3 separate regions of the Homo sapiens genome follow, and regions 1 and 3 are each linked to region 2. A link is a loop called in an ENCODE intact Hi-C map of the cell type or tissue named here. Cell type or tissue: PC-9. All regions are shown on one strand. Each heading gives the region's core, and the rest is flanking DNA. Links, peaks and the distances in the headings are about the cores only. Region 1 has its middle 56 kb from the start of LINC00456. Region 2 has its middle 15 kb from the start of LINC00456. Region 3 overlaps LOC124903197 (a long non-coding RNA gene).

Region 1 (7,382 bases), core at 762-5,761, 72 kb before region 2:
CAGGTGACAAATCATACGCCAACTTTGCTGTTGTGACCTGGTCATGCCTCATCCCTCTTTTGTTCTAGTCTCTTTTCTTCTATTCTAGTCTGGACTTGAAGTCCCAGCACACTCCTCAGTTGGGCCTGTCAAGGTTATAGCATTAAGCTAATAACATAGCAATTCCTTAAAAGCATAGCATTTTTCTATCCTGTCATTTCACTTCAAGTCCTTCTTGTAGCCAGCCTCAAGTTGGGATATAACTTATAATTACAAAAGGAAGTTACTAGGATCATAATGCATATATATTATATTATTGAACATAGAAGCATTACTCTGGTCAGAAACACTCATGGCAGATCTTCAAATTCCTGATGGCACCTGCTCTTTTCTTGCTACATACAATATTACATCATGGTAACTTGTTTTACTTTTTTCTAATATACACTATTTCCAAGAGCGTATTCATTGTCCTGAGGAATCTCTCATTCCATATTTCAGGGATCAGTGATATGTGTATACTCCACTTTTGAATCAGCCCTCTGTAGTTCCTGTGTGATGCTGAAAGAGTTCTTTCTTTTCTCTGGCATTCTCTCGGCTTTTCCTCTCTGGAAAATTTTTGTAACCACATGTGTACATTTAGTACCACAGACTTTTCTTCAAGTGATAATTTATGGAAAACCAATCCATGTGCATTACGAGTGCCAATGTTGTAAGTCCATATAATCATATAATTTCAGGATCAGTTTCAGCCAGAAAACAGAGAAATCAATCTTTGGTATGCTGGCACAATCCTCATATCCACATTCAGAAGGGGATACTGAGTGGGAAAAATCATGGCAGTAATCATTTTACCTGCCTCTGCTCTTAATATTTCAGTGGAGAAATAATTTCTGCTAAAAATTAGGTATGGACATGCTACCTATTCTTCTTGGAAATATTTTAAAAGAGATTCCACCCACCTATCACATGGTTCTGCAGGATGAATCATGAGCTCTGTAATGCCACCAAAAGGCAGATTCTCACACATTTGCTCATGGACCTCCTGGCTGGAGAGATTGGCTGTTCAGATCTGTCATGTTTAGTCATGTACCAGTGATGTGCACTTTCCTTGGCACAAGGGCAATGGGGTCACTCCATTCGTCTTCAATGTCTGACTTCATTTTAGGGCTTCATCCTTTTCTTCTCTCTCTTGCCATCAAGTCTTGCTTCGGTCAGTTTCCAAAATCCAATTGCCTGCTTGCTGATGAGGGTTTCCATGGCAACTTCCATTGGTGGCATTATTGCCTCCATTGCTCCATTTGGTCTCTGCTTTGTGGCACTAAGCTCTTCTTTCCAGGTTAGACCTAAACATTCCTGATTCTCTTTCCAGCCTCTTTGTTCTTATATTGTGCTTGACTTGGATCAGAGCCTCTCTGAGTTCAATTTCCATATTGAATTTTGTTCTCAGACCAACCAGAGAGAATCAGAATCCCAGTCCACCCTGCAATAAACATATACCCATTCCTGGACCCCACCTAGAAATAATTCTACATGTTAACTACTTGAAAACTCACTTAATCATCATTTCTTTCTTATTGTCTTATATATATCTTTTTTCAGGTGCATTCCTCTGGTTGGAAATGTTTATTAGTCATTCACTCCTTAGTGTAAAATGACTCTATCACCCAGTGAGAAATTGGCAGTCCTGAATAAAGGTGGAAGATTGAGAAGTGGGCGTGTGGGGCAAGAGGTCATTTTTAAATGTAAAAAACTATGAAACAAGAAGGGAGATGATTCCTTCTATAGGGAGATGTTCCAAAAACATAAAGATTCTAGAGCTGGAGGAAATGAGACAGCACTTTGAGGAACAGAGTTTGGCGGTGCTGTTGATAAAGGAAGGTAAAAGGACAAAATCATTCAATTTGTAGACTTCTTCAGCACATTGGTGACAGTGCCTGCAACTGACTACTGGAAGCCACTGCCTTTTGCCCTTGACATGCTTTGGTAGGTTGTGTTGCCTATGTTTGTGCTGTATGTTACCAGATACAAATTTAAATCTTCCTCATGTAGTATTCTTAAAGAAACATCAGACGCATTTCAGATCTATCCCACTCTACCTAGAAGATGGACTTCGTTTCTTCCTTCCACATTCTTATTCTCTTTCCTCCTCTCCACTTTAATCTCTTCAGGAAAAGGCACATCAGTAGCCAGGCACAGTGGCTCATGCCTGTAATTCTAGCACTTTTGAGAGGCCAAGGAGAGAGGATTTCTTGAGCCCAGGAGTTCGAGGCTGCAGTGAGCCATGATCACCGCACTGCACTCCAGCCTGGGTGAGAGAACGAGACTCTGTCTCAAAACAAACAAACAAACAAACAAAAAGGCACATCAGTAACCATTCTCATAAGGCTTGTTGCCTTACTATCTAGAAGCATATAGTTAACAACATAAACACAAAAAGGAGAAATAAACACACAGTCTACTTAGTCACATAGGATGAATAGGTATTTAGAAATCTTTGAAATACCAGGCATCTTGCTCTTTACTCTCTTATAGTAGAGAGTAAAGGTTCTGTCTGGACTTGGCATGATCAGAGTGTGGCTCCTTATCCTGCCTCTTATCTGGCCAGAAGCCCTTGAGGAATTTATTTAACCTCTTGGAGCCCAAGATTATCCAGGGAAAAGGAGAACAAAAATACCTCTCTCTTAGGGTTGTGAAGATAAAGAGATAAAATTTGTAATGTGTCTGGGAGTGTTAATCCATATTAAATTTCAAGAAAGGTTATATTTAGTACACACTGGTGAAAAAAATAAAGACTCTTTAGTTCTCAAGATCTTTTGTCTTGAAATTTTTCTATCAATATCCATCTAAAAATTTATCTAACAAAATAATTATTCAGTGACTCATGTGGACCAGCCAGTATAAAATTTGATATCATTCCTTTTTCTGGATTTCAGTTGAGTATGCGACTTAGACTTATTTTGAAACCAAATCACGGGAACAGAGTCACCTTCATTAGACTCATGATATTTGTGCTCTTGTTGGCTGGTTTAGCATTCTCTGCTTGCTTACTGTATTTGAAAAACCAGTCATGATTCATCATAGAGTCTCAATTGTCTTGAGAGCCCATTCGTTTCAATGCAATCAATATTTATATGCCACTTTCTGTGTGCAGAGGGTTGTGCTAGACACCCAAAGGCAGGGAGTGGTTAAAGAAGAAAGAATAAAACACTGTTCTGTTTCAAGAAACAGTAAATATGGCTGAGAGCCAAAGCATCAAGCAGATGACTAATAGAAAACAATGAAGTGAATGCGATGAGCAAGTGATATGAAAAATATGGAGAGAGAGAGGTTCATTCTGGCTGGGGAAACCAATTAGTAGATGAGGTAGCATTTCTACCTAACCTTGAAGAATGAGCAGCACCTGACCTGGGAAGATGGAAAGAGAGAGACACCTGTGTAGACAAACAAGGTAAGCATCTATTAATATATTGTCATATTCAGGGAAATAGTGAATTTAGCCTAAGGTATAGCTTTGGAAGCACAGAATCACTAAATTTTATAGCTGGAAGGGACTCTAGTATCCGATCCACTCATTTTAAAAGCATGTGTTCAAGGAAAGTATGGAGATATGTTTTGAAAAGCATGCTGGATTAATTCATGGAGAGCCTGGAATGTCATTTGAAAAGTCTGGACTTCATATCACAGGTGATGGATATTTTCCAGAGGTTTTTGAGTAGTAGAATTGAATGCATTTATAGCTCTTATTTCTGCTTTGGATACTTCTATAACAGTTGTTCTCAAAGCTGGACCAGTATCTGGAGAGTTTGTTAAAATACTGATTGCTGGCCCCCAATTCTAGAGTTTCTGATTCAGTAGGTCTAGATGGGGCCCAATAATCTGCATTTCTAACAGGTCCTCAGGTGAAGGTGATGCTGCTGGCCTAAAGACCACATTTCAAGAACCACTGCTGTATTGCACTCTACTGGTTCTCAACCATGGATGTTCATTAAGGTCATCTGAGGAGCTTCTAAAAAGTACTCAGGCCTGTGCCCTGCCTCAGACCAGTTGACCGGGAGGCCCTGAGGATGGGAAATAGGTGGAGGTCGTTTTTCAAAGCTCCCAGGTGATAACCCAGGTCAGCACTTCTCATATTCTCTCGTGCATAGGAATTTTGTCAAGATGCAGGTTCCTTTTTAGTAGGTCTGGGTTGAGGCCTGAGGTTATGCATTTCTAATGAGTTTCCAGCAGATGTCAATGCTCCTGGCCAGTAGACCAGCAAGGCTCAAGGAAATTCAATATTCTTCTTCCTTTTTCTTCCCACTTTTCTCTCCAAGTTTCTATTTAGTGCTTGATTCAGTCTCTCTGCCCCCAGTGCAATGTCTCAATGCAATGCTGCCCCAACACACCATCCCTGAACCCCAATTTCAATTATGCCTCAGAAAAAAATCAGACCAGGCCAGGTGTGATGGCTCATGCCTATAGTCCCAGCACTTTGGGAGGCTGAGGCGGGCAGATCACTAGAGGTCAGGAGTTTGAGACCAGCTGGCCAACATAGTGAAACCTCATCTCTGCTAAAAATACAAAAATTAGCTGGGCGTGGTGGTGTGTGCCTCTAATCCCAGCTACTTGGGAGGCTGAGGCACGAGAATCACGTGAACCCAGGAGGCAGAGGTTGCAACGAGCCAAGATCACAACACTGTACTACTCCAGCCTGGGAAACAGAGCGAGACTCCAGCAAAAAAAAAAAAAAAAAAAAGAAAGAAAGAAATCAGACTGACTTGGGATTTGGCCAGCCATTGAGTTGATCTGGAGATGAGACTCTGGGCAGACACTGATGCAATGCAGGTGAGTGTGCCCCCAATAGCCCAGGCCTAGATGACTCCTTCTGTCCCCACCAACTCCTGCATGTGGTGCTTGGCAGGCCACCCACACGCCTTCATCGAACCTTTTCCTTACAAGCTCCTGAGCTCTGCCTGCCCACCTTCTCTCAGCAAGTTGCTTTTTTGCACAAATTACTCTTTTTTATAAGCATAATTCCCAAAGAGAGAATAAGAAGCTTTCTGGCGTATCTATTAATCATGAGGGAGATTGGAAGCTGGGAATAAGGAAAAGGGAGAAAGAGACCTATAAACTAAATAGAAAATGCCCATCTGAAACAAGCCTTCTCCGACAGGCCCCCGGTAGGACCTGCACTCCTGTCCCTTACCTTAGATGCCTCTTCCCTTTTCTTGCGTGTGTGTTGGGGCGGAGGACGGACGGGGTTAGGCAGGGGAGCAAAGAGACTTTTCCCCTTTTATTTTCTTCCGTGAATTATGACAATGGTTTGAAGTGCTCTTGCCTAGAAAACTGTGCTTGGAGGAGTGAAAATGAAAACATTTCAAGGTTGTAAGGTGAATCTTCTTCTCTTACAACCTTGGGTAGATCAACACCAGGACACCCAAATTATTTCGATTAAAGGAAGATATCTGAGTACAAGCTGCACTGTGCTGTTAATGAACAAAGAAAGAAAACAGTAATTGTTTTGCTAAGCTGTGTTTATATGAACAAAAGCCTCAGAAAGAGTTTAGCCCTTGAAATTCTTCATGGGACCTTGCGACATCACCACTTAGGAGGGGGAACTGATAATATGTTTGCTGATTATATGTGGGTGAGGACATTTTTGCAAGGGTTCCAGGGGCGACTTCCAAATGGACATGAATATAGACTCATGCAGAGGCTGCAGGAATTCAGGCCAATTGTGATACTCTGTGATACTCACAAATTTGGGTCACTCTCTCAATTAGTTTAGCTCCTCATCTGTGTGAGTACAGAAACAAAAGCTACTTGGAGGCCTTGTGGGTTGGCAGAGCATCTTAAAATACCCTCCTAAAGAGGCAGTGCTGCAAATTCAAAACAGACTTTCAAAATAAACTCAGCAGGGCAGCACTCCGGGGGTGCTTCCAGAGCCAGCCCCCACCCCACCCCCAGTTCTCAGTTCTAGGTGTTTGAAACTGCAGTACCCTTGGCTGTTACAATCCTCCCCTCCCCCATGAGCCTGCTTCTCCCTGGAGGAATCAATCATTCTGCAATACAGCTGAGATTTCTACCAGTCCAGATGCAAGCTTTCACAAACCCGACACGCCCCCTGTCTTCTGTTAGTCATTATCAATCTTCCCGTTGTGGTGGAGGGAATTAGGTGTACTTAGTGAGCTCTCAAATAAGTAAGTGGTCATGTGAAAAGCCAGGCATATGATACATACAGTCGGATCAGGACTTTAATCTTGGAAGTCGTCTGGGACATGGGGTGTTTTGCAGTAACAAGGACAATTCTCTCAGAACTAAATCCAAATTCTGTCTGTCCTGTTTGTCTCAGGCATTTCTGCCACCAGAGCAAACTTTTTATGCTTTGGAGCATAAGTACAGATCATCTGTTGTGCTTTAAAGTGGGTGTTTTTTTTTTTTTTTAAGGAGCTAATTCGGTTGTGCAATACCATCAAGAGGCGCCACTTGTAAATTATATTTAGGTGTGTGTGTGTTCCTCCCCTCGCGGGGCTGATGAATCATATCCATCTTCGTGTCATTATGTAACTCTACACTTGCAAGAAGGGCTGCGAGCCCCTGCCATACACCAGAGGCTCCTGCCCATCTGCGCTCCACCCAGCAGGAGGGTCTCTGCTCTTCCAACACCAGCCTTGGCCTCTCTGCGGAAAAGCAAGTGTAGTGACTAACTCATCCTCTGTTCCCAGTTTTAACTGAAGGTCCTGTGTTCAAATGGGATCAGCTGGCCACACTACCTGGTCTGGCTCTTTGCCCATTTCTGGCCTCAGGCGCTGAGGGTGTGGACATTAGCACGGGTCCTATGGGCTTGGGGTTCCATCCAGGCCTTCCTGTTCTAACAAGAAATCTGGAAGACTGCACACCCTGGAGGCAGGAGGCAGGCCTGGGGTACAACAAGATCTGCTGTGGTCGTGGAGAAGAGGACAGCACTCCCTTTCCTCGTGGAAGTATGGACAGGTGTGAAGGAGTTCCCTGTGCCGAAGCAGACAGGGGCCCTACAAGTGAGAGGTTGCTATTTCTATTACATGGCAGTAAGAATGAAACCAAGAGTCATTGTGTATGTGGGGGAAGAACACAAGGTTGGGAGCCAAACTGGGTTTATATATTAGTCATGCCACTCATTTATTGTTTCTGGGATGAATTATTTAGTCACTGTCAGCCTCAGTTTCCTTGTCATTAAAATAGAAATCATAAGTACTATACTCAAACCTCAAGACAGTATTTTCTGTATTAAAAGGCCATCAAATTCTGATTTGCTTCTCCTAGACTTCAGAATAAGGGAGTAACCTTGGCTTTTGGACCAGGCTTGCTTAGTCTCTGGTCCCTCTTCTTCCCTCCTCCTGCCCCATCCTGCCGTCTCTTGCAAATCTAATGTGCTTTGGCAC
Region 2 (7,382 bases), core at 1,363-6,362:
AGAGTTTGAAGCCTGAGGTTGGATTTATAGGCACTAGAATACATCAGCTTCAAACATTCACAAATCAGGAACTGATTTCATCTCCTCTTGAAACCTATCATCTGTTAGCTAAAATAGCTCTGGTTGCTTTTATTCCAGATAATAACACTTAAAGTTTTAATGAGAGATGAGCATGTTCATTAAAAAACAAGTCAAATGAAACTAAAAAAAAAAATCATTTACTTGGAAATCCATGCCTGTAATGAAGTCATACTATTGTGTAGACAACAGTGGAATGATTAGGTCTGATTTTAAAAAAAGAGTTGTCACCAGCACCCTATGTAGAAAGACTTTTTTTCAATTTCCATGAGAGTTGTGTTCACTTGCAAATTGGTTGTGAGGCAGCCAGGTGGGAGGGGGTCCCCGGAAAAATTCCAACCAGACTGCGCCCTGGGAAGGGTGTGCACTGGGGTGGAGCCACAGAAGTGCGAACCCTTTGCAGTGGGGAGGAGCCTGGCCCCTCCTCTTCCTGGGTGGAGCTGGGGATTCAAGCTGCGAGGCAGTAAGCACACTAGATGAACTCTGGCCTTGAGGAGTCCCTGTTTCCCTTTTTTCCTTTTCACCCAATAAAACCCTGCTTTACTCACCCTTCAAACCATCTGCCAGCTTGAATTTTCATGGCTGTGGGACGGACAAGGACCCCGTCTTTAGCTGAACTAAGGAAAAGTCCTGCGGCAGTTGTGTGAGGTTATTAACACAAGCTACACAGAAACACATGTTATCCACGTTAGGCCAGCCTCTCCATGCCTATTTGATGGAAGTGCAGGCAAAATGTAAGAAGAATAACTCTGCTGTGTTTTGGATTAAAAGGATTTTTGTGGACTAGCATGATTATTTATTTACTGTACCTATAGGCAAATGTATTCATGAATGGTAGCTCAAAATGTTGCAAGTAGACATCAGCTGTTTTCAGAACAGCTCAGAGAGATGCCACCCTGCCAATGAGAAGAAGCTTAGGAAGGGGGAGCCCTCTGCAGCTGCTCCGGGTACTTGGCACATGGCCAGAAGGGATCCCACACCCTGCATCTGCCATGGCCTCTCAAAGAAAGAGAAGAAAATGTTTCACCCATGCATCGAACATGCCTCTATACAGGACAGTCATAATTTGGGTGTTTATAGGTCAGGGATGACTGTGATGCATTTCCTAACTTTTATTCTCTGCTGTAGCTATGTAAGATGGGGAGTCTTTAGCTATATGCCCTAAAACACAGAAATAACCTGACCCCAGGCCTGTTACTGTGGCAGCTTGGTTGGCCTTTAGAGGTTAACATTCAAATCCTCAAAAGGAAGAAACTCGTATGAGAGAATAACATCTTCAGATACTGAAGCAGAAAGAATATTAAAGCATATGGATTCAGAAAAAAAGAGAGGAAAAAATCTTCATTGTTCACGCTTTCCCAAAAATGTACCAGCTATTTAATTTAGATCAGATCTGACCCCACCCCTACGTTTCTGTGTTATCTTCGCTATTAGAATAGATATGACCCTGGGCTGGAACTGGTCTGTCACTAGAGGAGATAAGATCAGACCTGGTCCACCTGGCAGGTGTCAAATGCAAACAGTCAGAGGCAGAAGTGAGAGTGAAGAATTTGGAATTGAAGGCTGGGCTAACACCAGAGCTTAAGAAAATAATTAATACTCCAAGGGTGAAACCAGTTGGAAAGCAGAGGAAATTGAACTCCTCAATATAGACAGAGGGTGCCCAAGAATTATTGAACCTGAACAGCCTCGTGGGTGCCCAGCTGAGCTGCCCTATTTCCTGTCCATGGTTTGGCAATCAGGAAACCCATGATCCTGAGAAAAGGCTGAAAAGAGCCTTTAGACACCAAAGATTAGAATTAGCCAAGGACCTGACCTGTAGAGATTCTGACTTAGGGTGGGCCCAGGAACCTGTGGCCACAGTTCGAAAAACATAGTATTAGCTTTCACTCTCAAACAAGCAGCTCAGCTGCAATGCCTCTAAAGGTGTAAGTTATGATAAAAAGGAAGTGAAGTCAAGGTGTGTATGGATGTCCAGTATCCAATAGTTTCACCCGAAGGCTGAAACAAACCCAGGAAGCCAGCGGGTGAAAAATAGACGTTAGTTTACAATTCTGGGCTTTAGTCCCAAGACAATTCAATCAAGAGAGACCCGGCAGCTATTTTGATGTGATAGCTTTGTCCAAGCTGCTGTCCACTTCCCACCCAAGTCTAAAGAACCCTGACATTTTTTTAGCTCAGTGGTTACATGGAGGACAAGAGCTGTTTTGAAAGAAGGCTGCAGTTGGGTGCCTGGTGCAAAGGGTCAGACTTAATGTAGGTTGTCAGGAGGAAGTCAGAAGTGAAGAAAAGAGAAACCCAGCAGGTGAGAAAGGAACAGCAGTTCCGCTCTCCCCAGCGGACCAATGCATTCTCTGAAACACTTTCCATCCTAGACATTCCAGCCTGGGGGCAAAGATACCCTCTTTTAGTTGGATTTTGGTTCTGCCAAGTTGATGGGGCCCAAGGGCCCTACGACAGTTGAGGGCGAGATGTGGCAAGAGTGGAAAAGCAGAACACTGAAAAGTATGTTTGGTAGACACTGGGCTGGACTTGGCTTCCACTGAGATTAAAGTTGACAAATGGGGAGGATGTATTATACAATGTATGGGTTAAGAGCACAAATCCTGCAGCTGAACTGAGTTTGCAAATCTTGGCTTAGGTAAACATGAGCAAAATATTTGAACCTCAATTATTTTATCAGTAAAATGTAGATAACTATAGTTTCTACCTTTGGGATTTTGTGGGGATTAAACGTGATAATCAAGGTAAAGTGACTCTGGCTACTAGGTGGAGAATGGATTGCAGGTAGGCAAGAGTGGGAGTGGAGAGATCAGCATGTGGCAGTTGTCTGGAAAGGAAACCACAGTGGCTGAGACTTTAGTGGTGGTAGGAGAGACGTCAAGAAGCGGGTAGCCAGAGTCAGGCCATGTCATCACACTGCTTACTGCCCTTAACTGTCTTTCTCGAGCATCTTCAATGAACCTCACAGCCTTCCAAGGGCAGACTCCTGATCACACCTCCCACATCATTTTGGGTCACTTTCTTCTCTCTCGCTATGCTCCAGCCTCCCTGGTCTTTTAGTTTCTGCAACAGGTCAAACTCCTCTCCCATCTCAGGGCATAATGTTACTTGGAACATCCTTCCACAACATTCTTCACTCGACTTTGTGTATGAATGGATATTTCTCAGCTTTCAGATCTTTCTTTCAATGATACCTTCTTAAAGAGGTCTTCTCTGAACATACCACTCAAAGTCTTCCCATCATGCACAATTCTCAATGCCAGCATCATAATTCCATCATAGCACTAATAACAAATTGTACTTACTTTACTCATCAAATTGTTTTACTTTCAGTGTCTGCCCCATTGCATTCCTTTTAGAATATAAGTTCCACAAGGAGAGGGATCCTTTCCATTTGGTTCACCTTTATATCTTCAATGCCTACCACTGTACCTGGTACATAGGTGGGCTCCTTAAATACTTGTTAAGTGGCCAAATGAATTAAACTTATTAAAAATGTCAGTGATCTCCAGAAAATACATAGCACAAGTCAAACCCTTTGGCAAACAAGACCCCTGCCCACCCATTCAGCCCCTTTTCTCATACACAAACATCTCTTTGTATAATCCTGGAACTGTCAGAGGCATTCCGACCATAGCAACTTCGTCTTGAATAAGGGCAGGGTAAAATGAGGGTGAGACCGACTGGGCTGCATTCCCGGGAGGTTAGACATTCTTAGTTACAGGATGAGATAGGTCAGCAGGGCTGGTATCACAAGATACAGGACATAAAGACCCTGTTGATAAAACAGGATGTGGTAAAGAAGCTGGCCAAAACCCAACAAACTCAAGATGGTGACAAAAGTGACCTCTGGTTGCCTTCACTGCTTATTATATGCTAATTGTAATGCATTAACATGCTAAAAGATGCTCCCACCAGCGCCATGACCATTTACAAATTCCATGGCAATGCCCGGAAGTTAACTTATGTGGTCTAAAAGGGAGAGGAACTCTCATTTCTGGGAAATCCCTGCTCTTTTCCCAGAAAACTCATCAATAATCTACCCCTTGTTTAGCATATCATCAAAAAGTAACCATAAAAATAGCCAATCAGCAGCCCTCAGGTTTGCTCTGCCTATGGAGTGGCCATTCTTTTTTTTCTTTGCTTCTCTAATAAAGTTGCTCGCACTTTATTCTATGAACTCGCCTCGAATTCTTTCTTGTGTGAGATCCAAGAACCCTCTCTTGGGGTCTGGATTGGGACCCCTTTCTGGTAACACAAATGCAGCCATATCAATCTGGAGGCGACCTCTCGATGGAACATCGTCGTCTCAGGACACTACTTTTTACCTGGAATCTTCTGCCTGTGCCTTGTTCTCGAGAACTCAGGCATCATCTCATTTGTGATTTCAGTTGTCCCCCAGCCCACCCCAAGGGTGCCAACTCATACCTTCATGCTCCTCATATTCACTCTACTGTGGCATGGCCCCCTATTTAGAACATTTGTCTCTCCCAACCCTGCTCTCCTGTAGACTGTGTGTGCCTCAAGGACATATTATTTGTCACTGTTATCACCAGAATCTAGTACCTTACATAGCACAAAATTGGTGCTCAGAAAAAAAATTGTCTAATAAATTCAAAAATGAATAAATATGCTTGTTTGTAAGGCTCTTAGAATAACTGTCTTTGACTGCTCATTTTTAGTCTTGCTGCAATCAGTATGTTGATAATTTTAGGCTAGAAATTCAATATGGCATATAGGGTGAATTAACATGATCTAAGCCATGGTACTAAAATTATACATAATAGCATAATTATAATACCTGGTATCAGATAATTAGATGTGATAAGTGACTTTAAAAGGTTTTAGGTGCATTTTCACTAATGGTTGATTCTTGGTAATTCTGGACATTTTTAATATTGCCAATTGACATGTAACATGGTGAGGATCCATTTTAATTACGAGAGCCTCATATTCTACAGCATGTTGTTTTTTTCTCTAATGGTACAGCAAGTGTTGCTGTATACATGTACTACACTGGACAACATCAGTAAAAGGTAACTGAAGAATAATCTCCAAGGACTGCTATAGTCCCAGCAAGACAAGTGTGTATAAGTGCTGCATTCGTTTTAGCCTAAGGAACATTAGTTTTCAAATAATTTCAACCTTAATCTTACCCTTGCCGTGTCTCATATCAATTCCATAAAACAATAAGAAATATAATCTAATCTACCCTTTTGTGCCCTCCAAGGTTGAAGCTCTGCCCCTCTGGTATCCTCTGTGGGCAAGGTAGAAAACCGTAAAGGCTGAGAAATTACTGTTGAGAGACTCATGGATCCAACTGATATAGGAAATGCACATCTTTGCATACAGCCTATAATTCACCAACAATTTCTGCAGAGAAGTATTAAGATTGCACTACATTTGAAGTATCCTGGAAGGTATTCTAGGGATTCTAAGGCTATACAGTTCCTGCCCTTCCCCTTTTTGTTGCCATTTTAAAATTATTTAGCACTCCTTTGTCATTCAAAGAAGCAGAATTCAATTTAAATGGTTCAGAAAATTTTGAGGAACAGACGGCTATTTAGAGGTGTAGGCATAGTAAAGTGAACCTACAGGCGGTATTAAGGCACCCAGAGATTAGCAACAGCAGCAAGCCATTATCACCTTTAGGTCTGGAGGGGACTAGAGGGGAAGTGTTACTGGAGCCATGGAGGAGGGAGCCCAGGACAACACCTATAGCTATGGAGGTCATAGTGGCTTCTAGAAACGATGCTCAAAATGAGGAAGAAAAATGTCTTCCTCCTGAGTGTCCGGGTGATGAATCCTGGGTGTCCATAGGGGATCAATTTCTGGGCACAGAAAGGTGGTGTGAAGGAGAGACAAAGAATAACCAGAACATTTCCACAATTCTCATTACTGTGGTATTCCTTACACACTTTCTCCTTAACTGTCCTCATTTCCAAGGTATCTTTTGCCACCATATGGTTCTGAAGATCCCTCTTTGAGGACCAGCAGCCTAGAAAGATGCAATTTAAATTGAATGTCCCTTTAATGTCCCTTTTGTGATCTTTGTTATTCAGATTGTTTACATAGACCAAGGGTCACCAATTACTTTGCCCCTAGAGCTAGATTCTGGAATGCCAGGAAATTGCTTTCAGTGATACTGCAAATTAAAAAGCAGAGTCACAGAACCTCAAAAGACATTGATTATTCAGCCTGCTACTTGACTGGGAGGTCAGATGCCTCCCATATTAACTCTCCTATCTGTAAACTCAGCTCATTGTTTTTCTCTAGTTGAAGTAACAAATGCACTTTATTTCTTAGGTAGATACATTGTCTTGATATTGTGTTTCTATTTTTATTAAAAAATTATTGTCCTTTGCAGGCACGATTATTCTGCCTTATACCCCCTACACTTTTACTAAATCAGAAGAAAAAAGAATGACTTCCTAATCTCTGCAATAGATTCATATTTTTGTGAGACTATCTATTACACATCTTTGGTTAAAAATGATTTCTGGTTCCTAGTTATTGAGTTTCTATGTATATTCCATTAACATGTCAAACTCAGTTTAATGTTTATTCATTTTCCTGGAACAGTATTGATAATCTCTCAAAGTTCTCTGCTATAACCAGTTTTCTTTTCATTTGCCTTAGAGATGGTTTTTCATTTGTTCAAGCAGTTTTTGATTAGCTATTTTTTCTCTAGCCAGTTTTGCTCATTTTTGGTGCTTTCTTTCTCTTATTTAATTCTCTTGATAAAAATCACATGAACATTTGTTTGTGTTCTTTGATCTATGAATGCATTACTACTTTATTTGAAGTATTTCTAATTCCTCTAATTTTTATTTTCAGTAATGTAACGTTTCTCTAGAGAATAATATTATTGGGTATTTGGATTATGTTGGGATCCAATTAAACAGTTAAGGTTATTAACTACTTAAGCATTCGCCTGATTTTTATTCTTTGTTTTGTGGTTGTTTTTATTTATTTAATTCTATGGCTGTGTACTGAGCTCCTACTTCTATGCTGTATACAAATGTTTAGCAAGTTAGAAAGATATTAGTAGAAATAAGACTCTTGCCAGATCTTTCTTCTGAATCTCAGACTCATATTGAGTTGCCTTCCTCTGAGCATCTCATAGGCATCTCCCATGGTTGATTTTATATGTAAACTTGACTGGGCCATGAGATGCCCAGATACTTGGTCAAACATTATTCTAGGTGATCCTCTGAGGGTGTTTATTGGTGATATTAAAATTTAAAGTAGTAGACTGAGTAAAGCAGATTCCTCATTGATGAGACTGGATGAGATTCAAT
Region 3 (7,382 bases), core at 951-5,950, 53 kb before region 2:
TTTTTATTTTTGAGACAGATTCTCATTCTGTCACCCAGGCTGGAGTGCAGTGGTGCAATCTCAGCTCACTGCAACCTTTGCCTCCCAGGTTCAAGCATTTCTCATGCCTCAGCCTCCTGAGTAACTGGTATTACAGGTGTGCACCACCACGCCTGGCTAATTTTTGTATTTTTAGTAGACACAGGATTTCACCATGTTGGCCAGGCTGGTCTTGAACTCCTGACCTTAAGTGATTGGCTTGCCTTGGCCTCCCAAAGTGCTGGGATTACAGGCATGAACCACCGTGCCCAGCCTCAACATGGGAATTTGGTGGAAGACACAAACATTCAGTCCATAGCACCCTCCACTCTCCCATCAAACTAGATTAGCCCATATTAATTAGTTCATTAAATATACCTACTGTTTTGGCACACTAGGTGCTGGAGTTCTACTCGACTTCACTGGATACTTATGCTAGCCCTTATTGCTGCCAATCATTCCACGAGCACAAGAAACAGAATAATGGTCTCTTGGTCTAGCCCAATGGGAAGGGTCCAAGAAAGGGGAGAGTGGTGGGGCATGGGACAAAGGAGCCAAGGGAGACTTTGGCCTGGGCTTTGTGACTGCTATAAGCACAGAAAACTTTGCCAGTGGGCAGTTTATTTGGCAAGTTTGAGCATTAAGAGGTAGGATTATGCTAGCTATGTTGATCAGGTTACCATCACCTTATCCCAGCGATCACTTTCAGCATCACGAAAAATAGGACCACCTGTGGATCCTGATGCAATTTGCTACGAAGTATGCAGCAGCATCTGTGCAGTCATTTTGCCAAATGTATACAATAAATTTTATCTAACTTCCGGTTTATAGAAAATATAGGGGTTAGAGAACCAAGATAAATGACTCAATGAGCAATAATCAGACAAATCCAGAAGGTAGAGCATTCCCCAAGACCCCTGCTAGTCTCTCCTCCTGGTCAAGAACATGAAAAGAAACATGCAGGGAAGGAGGTGTGGATGGGCTGATCGAGGTTAAAAGAGAATAAAGAAATATAATGAGTAAATGCAATTTGTGAACACTGATTGGCTTCTGCTTTGAATAAATGAGTCATAAAACTCACTGGGGCAACAACTGGGGAAATTTGAATAGAGAACAGGGATGATATGATATGCAGGTCTTATTAATTGTGTTAGGTGCCCTATGGGTATTGTGATTATATAGAACAAGATTAGTTTATAGAGATGCTACTAAAGTCTTCAGAAGTAAAATGTAGTATCTTGAATTTACTTTAAATACTACATTAAAAAATTAAAGTATATCCAGCAAAATGCTAACACTTTAAAATTCTAGGTGATGGGTATATGGTGTTCATTATATGAAACTATCATAACTATGATAAATCTAATGAAATGGAAAATTACAACCTTGGTTTGGCAGTGTGAAAGCAATGTAGTGATTTATAAAACCTCTTTAGGGGATAATTGCCATGAGTACAATGGTTATTAGGGACATTGTGAACATGTCAGATTCATTTTGGGGAGTCTTTTTGATTTTCAAACCACCATGTCCAAGTGCACTCAGAGGGCTTCTGTGCAAGGAGCGGACAGAATCTCCTTGTGTGTCATGGCCCAGCTTCAGACGCACATGGAGGGAATATTGCCTGAGACTCCAAAGATCCCCACAGCCAGAGGCCTCCATGAGGCACGTTTGGGAGGCTGATCAATCCATTTCACTACCAACATTCAGCCCCATCACAGCAGGGAGAGGCAGCAGCTGTGGTGGGCAGGGAGGATGCCACATTCCTGACCTTCAGCCATCACTTCCTCTATCTCTCTTACCTCTTGGGATTTCACAAGTGGCTGTTCCCTTCTTCTGCTTTCTTCCATAGGCTGGACCCATCCTCTTGCCTCCCTTACAGGTCCATGGCATCTGTCACTCAGCATTTCTCCCACTTCACTTTTCCAAGCTTGCTCCACTTCCTGATGCTTTCCACCATTTCCTCCACGGTTTTTTTTTTTTTTCCTTCAAGCTTTTCTTGCTGAATTTTTGTACGATTCTCCTGTCCCATTTTTACTCAACTTAAGAATTGTATCACGATTTATATTGCGGTTCTCTGTCAGCTTTTTTTCCCTAGTACCATCTGCCTCTTTGTAGAAGACTGGTGATATACAGGCAGATACACACACAGACACACACACACGCCTTTGGTAGATGTCATGTCAAGTTTGAGTTTGTGCATGTACTGAATGACGCTTAGGAAAATGCTTAGTGAGGAATGAATTTGTTCTTCAAAACCAGAGCATACATTTAACATTTGGATCATATTTGTGAGTTTCATTTTTGTTTGCAGTAACAGTATTTTTCTCTCAGTGGTAAGAGCAGCTCATATTCACCTTTCCCTAATGCTGAATTCTCCACTTACTTCCCTTATGTTGCATCCCGGTTTGTTTGGGGTAATTTAGGTTTTGAGCCATTCTTCTCTTGTTAGAGTCTATAATGCCTCTTCTAAATTGAAATTCTTCCTTTAGGGAGCCAAGAACTCGGATGCTTCTAAATTTACATCTGGGTAACAGATTTGCTACAAAGTTGGACTACTGGGGAGCAAATTCAATGTTTCAGAAATTTTACAAAGAGTTACATTCCTCAAGGTCTCATCCAGTGAGTTCCGTCACTGGGGACAGATGGTCTACTTTAAGTATAATCAGGAAGTTTCAGAAACATGACATAATGTTTATCTCTCCTAAGATTTTTCTCTTTGATTTGGCGTCTGAGAAATACTCCTTGTGCCCATCTCTCTCTCTTTCTTTGGCAGATTCTGACAAAAATAATGTCTAGAAAGGCTTTTGCATTGTCTTTTATAAAAAGAACATATTTGCTTCTAATAATACATATTGGCTATACTTTAACACTTTTAGATCACATAAGCTCAGTTTCTTTTTCTCTTATGAAAAATAATGTGCTTTATTTTGAGCAAACGAATAAGCCACAAGCTCTCTGAAAAAAGATGATTATAGGAGAAGAACCCAAAAGGTAATCATTTTGGCCCAGAATTGTGATCAAAGTTGTCCTTTATATCTGTCCTACATCTGACATTTAGACACAAGCTCTCACTGCAGGGAGTCTCATGAGAGCGTGCCTAGGATGGCAGGAAGGATGGCATTTCTTAAGATGGGTCTGACTACATGATGTATGTTCAGTAATTTACAAAAAAAAATCTGAAATGCAAATCAAATATAAACCATCTTCATAAGAGTAGGAAAATGCTCCCCGCTCCCAGCCAACTGTGCCAGCTCTTTTGAGGAAATAGTATTTATTGAGAGGAGATAATACATGTTTGAATTTTTCCAATTGTTCTTTATGCTGAATATTCTTCATTTAAAAGTAGCTCACATATTTTTTCTGCAGTCTTTAATTGCAGATGAGTTAGGTCTACAACTTCTTTGGTGCCTCTGTGCACACTACAGTTTGCACACACACACCCTGTCACTACTCTCTTTTATTCTATAGGATCGTTTTATGGAGTTCAAAGTCCTCAAAGCTTGCAGGGAAGGGAGGAGGGCTAGGGAAAAGGACGATTGTGCTAAGCCTGAGTGTAAACTCCCCTGGAGCAGAGAATGACTCACATTCTCTGTGACATGAGTCACTCCCATGCAAAACTGGAGTTGCGAGCTACTACTTTGCCTGTAGCTGTTTGTTTGTTCAGAGGCAGATGGAAGGCAGAGGCTGCGCAGAGAATGGAGAGCTGTGTCTGAGGAGCCTTGGAACATTCACCCAGGTAGAGGAAGGCCACCGTGTGATCACCTTTTCTCCTTGGCTATAGCTCAGAATATTCAGTTCCCTAAAGTAAGGCACTGCTAGTATTTTTTACCTAAGGAACTGAACCAGAGAGAAGGTTAATTTGCAAAACAAAAAAGAAAAAAAATTGACTAGCAACCGATAGAAATTGATAGAGAGGGAAAAGGGAAAAACTAATGGGGTAAAAACTCAGAGGGTTTCTCTATCAATTAAATTAAAGCTTTCTCATTTAATGAGAATTGATGCTTATTATAACTGTGCTTATTTATTCTTAGCTGTATATAAAACAGTAGAAAGTTGTTGATTTAATATGAAAGTTTAGAAAAGATAAGGTATTAATTCTGCATTCTAAAAACTCATTAACCAGGAGTGCTTGATTTCCTAGAAAGAATGGAACTTCGCCTGTCATAATTATTGAGACGATAGATTCACCTCTGATTTCTCAATTATAAATAGAATCATCAAATGCTGAAGGCAAGGACCTTGTCTAAACAATCTCCACTAGGTTATGTATTTGAAAGTGTTTGGAACTACTGTGAAAACTCGATAGTTCTTAGGTCTTAGTTCATCAAAACCTAAAGTGAAACATACCTCCACACATAGTGTGGGTGTTCATCCCTACATATTCCACCTCCCCACACTGGCCTCCTCGAAGGAGGCTTGGAAGAGTCTATGGCTGGCTCTGCATTGGTCATGCACGCCTCCACGGCTGCTTTGCTCTGTGCCCCGGCTTTCCTAGGTATCTCCTCTCAGCCTGACCTCCGCTTCCGCTTCCTGTCCCACGTCTCTAACCAACAACTTAAAGGGACCCTACCCAAGGAATTGTAACCTGTGGAATTTCCCTAAAGGGAAATCTCAGATATAGCTAGGGGCTCAGGGAATGCAACTAACATGCAACTTTGGGAAGATGGGTTTTGCTTTTTTATCTTAGACTTTTTTTTAGTTTGCCTTGAGAAAAATCAGAGCTGTTCTTTAGAAAAAAACAAAAAAATGAGAAGGTAGCAGGTCTTGTCTTCAGTCTTTCCCATTTCCCAAGAAGCACCGGATCAGATCCTCTTAGGACCATGAACTCTTCACTTCCTACCTAGCTACCTAGCCCAGATTTATCATGTCAGTTACCTCTGTAATATGGTGTTGGTTTATAATAGCTTAAAAATGAGTGTTGTGGCTCCCTGCTATATTTTCTTTTTTACTGGTTCTTCTTGAAAACTAAAAAATAAAAATAAAAAATCCTAAAGGAAGAATTCTCTAGTTGTAAAGTTTTGTCAACATAGTCAACACTGAGGGAAGCATTTGAAAACCTTCCCTATGTCCTTTGTCATCTCATATAAGCAGCTATTTATCTGTAACCACTCCCAATATTAGGCCAACTTGTATTTGATCATACCACATAGCCATTAGCTGATTTGGGTCTCAGCACTCTTGGTAACATGTTAGAATTCTTTGAAGGACCTTCCTGCCATCAACACTTCCTAAATTCCCCAAACCCCTGTGCCGTTGAAATCTATCCAGGAGGGGAGTCTAACATGCAAAACTGCATGTGACTCTTCAGCAAGGTGGAGAACAGGAGGCAGGTATGATAGGTTTGCTGGCTTCTGGTTTACTAGTCCCTGGTACAGATGAAATGAATAATGTTTGTACTCAAGTAAATGTACTCACCTTTCTTTAATTCACAGATGATGTTTTGTTGACAGCTAAGATTTAACTTTAACTTACGGATTTCCGTATAATTTTACAATGCAGTTACTTCCTAGGATTCATTCTAACTATGATTGATACTGAGTAAACTCTCTTTTATTTTTGCTTCATTTAATTTCTCTATATGTATAAAGTATAATGGGAATGGTTTTACCCTGACTTATTTTTCGATAGTTCAATGATGGCTATGGAGGAAGAGTGTTTAAATGAGTTTTTTGGTTTGTTTTGATTTTTTTGAGACAGAGTCTTGCTCTGTCACCCAGGCTGGAGTGCAGTGGCATGATCTCCTCTCACTGCAATCTCTGCCTCCTGGGTTCAAGTGATTCTCCTGCCTCAGCCTCCCGAGTAGCTGGGATTACAGGCTCCCGCCACCATGCCTGGCTAATTTTTGTATTTTTAGTAGAGACAGGGTTTCACCACATTGACCAGGCCAGTCTCGAACTCCTGACCTCAAGTAATCTGCCTTCCTCGGCCTCCCAAAGCACTAGGATTACGGGCATGAGCCACCACGCCCGGCTGTGTTTAAATGATTATTGATGTGGTGCCACGTGGAGTGGGAAAAGGGAGCGGCTGCTCTGTCTGAGCCTTCAGAAACCTCGCCTTAGCAGCAACAGCTGGGAATGAGCAGAGTCTGCTAGGATCGCACCTCCATGAAGGAGGGGTCTGAGCTAGGGCCAGATACCCGTAGGATCCTGATACTGCCTTCTCTTCTGCTTAGAGGACTATAACCATGTTATCCCAGAAATTGTGCATTAAAAACCATGAAGCTCCTCTCCCTGCCTCTAGACATGATACTTCTTTTTTTTTTTTTTTTTTTTTTTGAGACAGAGTTTCGTGCTTGTTTCCTAGGCTGGAGTGCAATTGTGTAATCTCAGCTTACTGCAACCTCTGCCTCCCGGGTTCAAGCAATTCTCCTGCCTCAGCCTCCTGAGTAGCTGGGATTACAGGCATGTGCCACCACGCCTGGCTAATTTTGCATTTTTAGTAGAGATGGGGTTTCTCCATGTTGGTTGGTCAGGCTGGTCTCAAAACCCTGACCTCAGGTAATCCGCCCACCTCAGCCTCCCAAAGTGCTGGGATTACAGGCATGAGCCACCCCGCCCAGCCTAGTGATACTTCTTATAATTACTCTTGGTGCAGCCACCACATGACGGCGGAGGATGAGGAGGAAATAAGGAAGATCTCAAATAGGAACAAATAAGGAGGTCAAGGTGCAGGGCTAGAGGGAAAGAACATTAGAAGCAAAGTATTCGGAAGGACCCTGACATAGAGCTGTGAAGGTTACATAATGACAGTGGTACTCATTAGGCGAATTTCAAATATTTGAACCCTCTAAACTTACAGGCACATGGTAGCATTGTGCTTCCCCCACCAATTTAAATTTTGTCTGTGTAATTTGCTTTAGCAATAAAATATGTGGGAAGTGATGCATATTTCATATCTAGGTAGAAGCTTCAGGAAAGAACGCAGGCTTCCCTACATGCTCTCTCTCCAACATTTGAGAAAATGGCTGCTTCATCAGCCTGGGTCCCTGAACAACTCCAATGAGCAACCTGTGACGGGCCTGTGGAAGGACTGTAAAATTAACTTTGTTGCTTTAAGCATCTGAGATTTGGGAGATGTGTGTTATTGCACTGTAACCTGACCAGGCCTGACTGATCCTGAAGGAGCAGATAGAAGCTAAACAAAGGCTAAAAAAAGCAACATGATAAGAAAGAAAAGAGAAAGAAAGAATTGGTAATGAAAGAGAGAAAAGAGAGGTCAGGGAAGATATGGAGAAAAGGAGGGAGCAAAAGGGACTGTAAGAGGCAAGAGAGAGGATGATGAGAAGAAAGAGAAAAGTGTCCAAGGAAAAAGAACCTAGGTGTCTGAGGATGCAGGTGCCCAGTAGCTTGCAGTGATAACTTGCC

The links. A loop is a pair of places that touch in the nucleus more often than their neighbours do. Peaks named below come from ENCODE experiments on the same cell type or tissue, not always from the same donor. Only the 100,000 strongest peaks of a DNase experiment are listed, where the experiment ranks them.
Region 1: it touches region 2 in a loop (4-fold over the local background); 9 of 110 quality-filtered maps call a loop at or near these places.
Region 3: it touches region 2 in a loop (6-fold over the local background); 4 of 110 quality-filtered maps call a loop at or near these places.

Annotation. Positions count from the first base shown.
Region 1 is chr13:97,119,547-97,126,928 of GRCh38, forward strand. No RefSeq gene overlaps it. Among named protein-coding and RNA genes, the nearest start is that of LINC00456, 56 kb to the right of the region's middle. In PC-9, for the core only: no CTCF peak of the experiment used is centred there; DNase peaks (open chromatin) are centred at 1,615, 2,535 and 3,155; H3K4me3 peaks cover 1,521 bases; H3K27ac peaks cover 3,496 bases.
Region 2 is chr13:97,190,805-97,198,186 of GRCh38, forward strand. It overlaps a transcript of MBNL2 not described here. Among named protein-coding and RNA genes, the nearest start is that of LINC00456, 15 kb to the left of the region's middle. In PC-9, for the core only: no CTCF peak of the experiment used is centred there; DNase peaks (open chromatin) are centred at 1,627, 3,867 and 6,193; H3K4me3 peaks cover 818 bases; H3K27ac peaks cover 4,262 bases.
Region 3 is chr13:97,138,154-97,145,535 of GRCh38, forward strand. It overlaps LOC124903197 (a long non-coding RNA gene), which reads right to left. Exons shown (of 3, transcript XR_007063844.1): 1 at 4,366-7,382; 2 at 1,818-3,855. It also overlaps a transcript of MBNL2 not described here. Among named protein-coding and RNA genes, the nearest start is that of LINC00456, 38 kb to the right of the region's middle. In PC-9, for the core only: no CTCF peak of the experiment used is centred there; DNase peaks (open chromatin) are centred at 3,628 and 4,538; H3K4me3 peaks cover 2,548 bases; H3K27ac peaks cover 3,112 bases.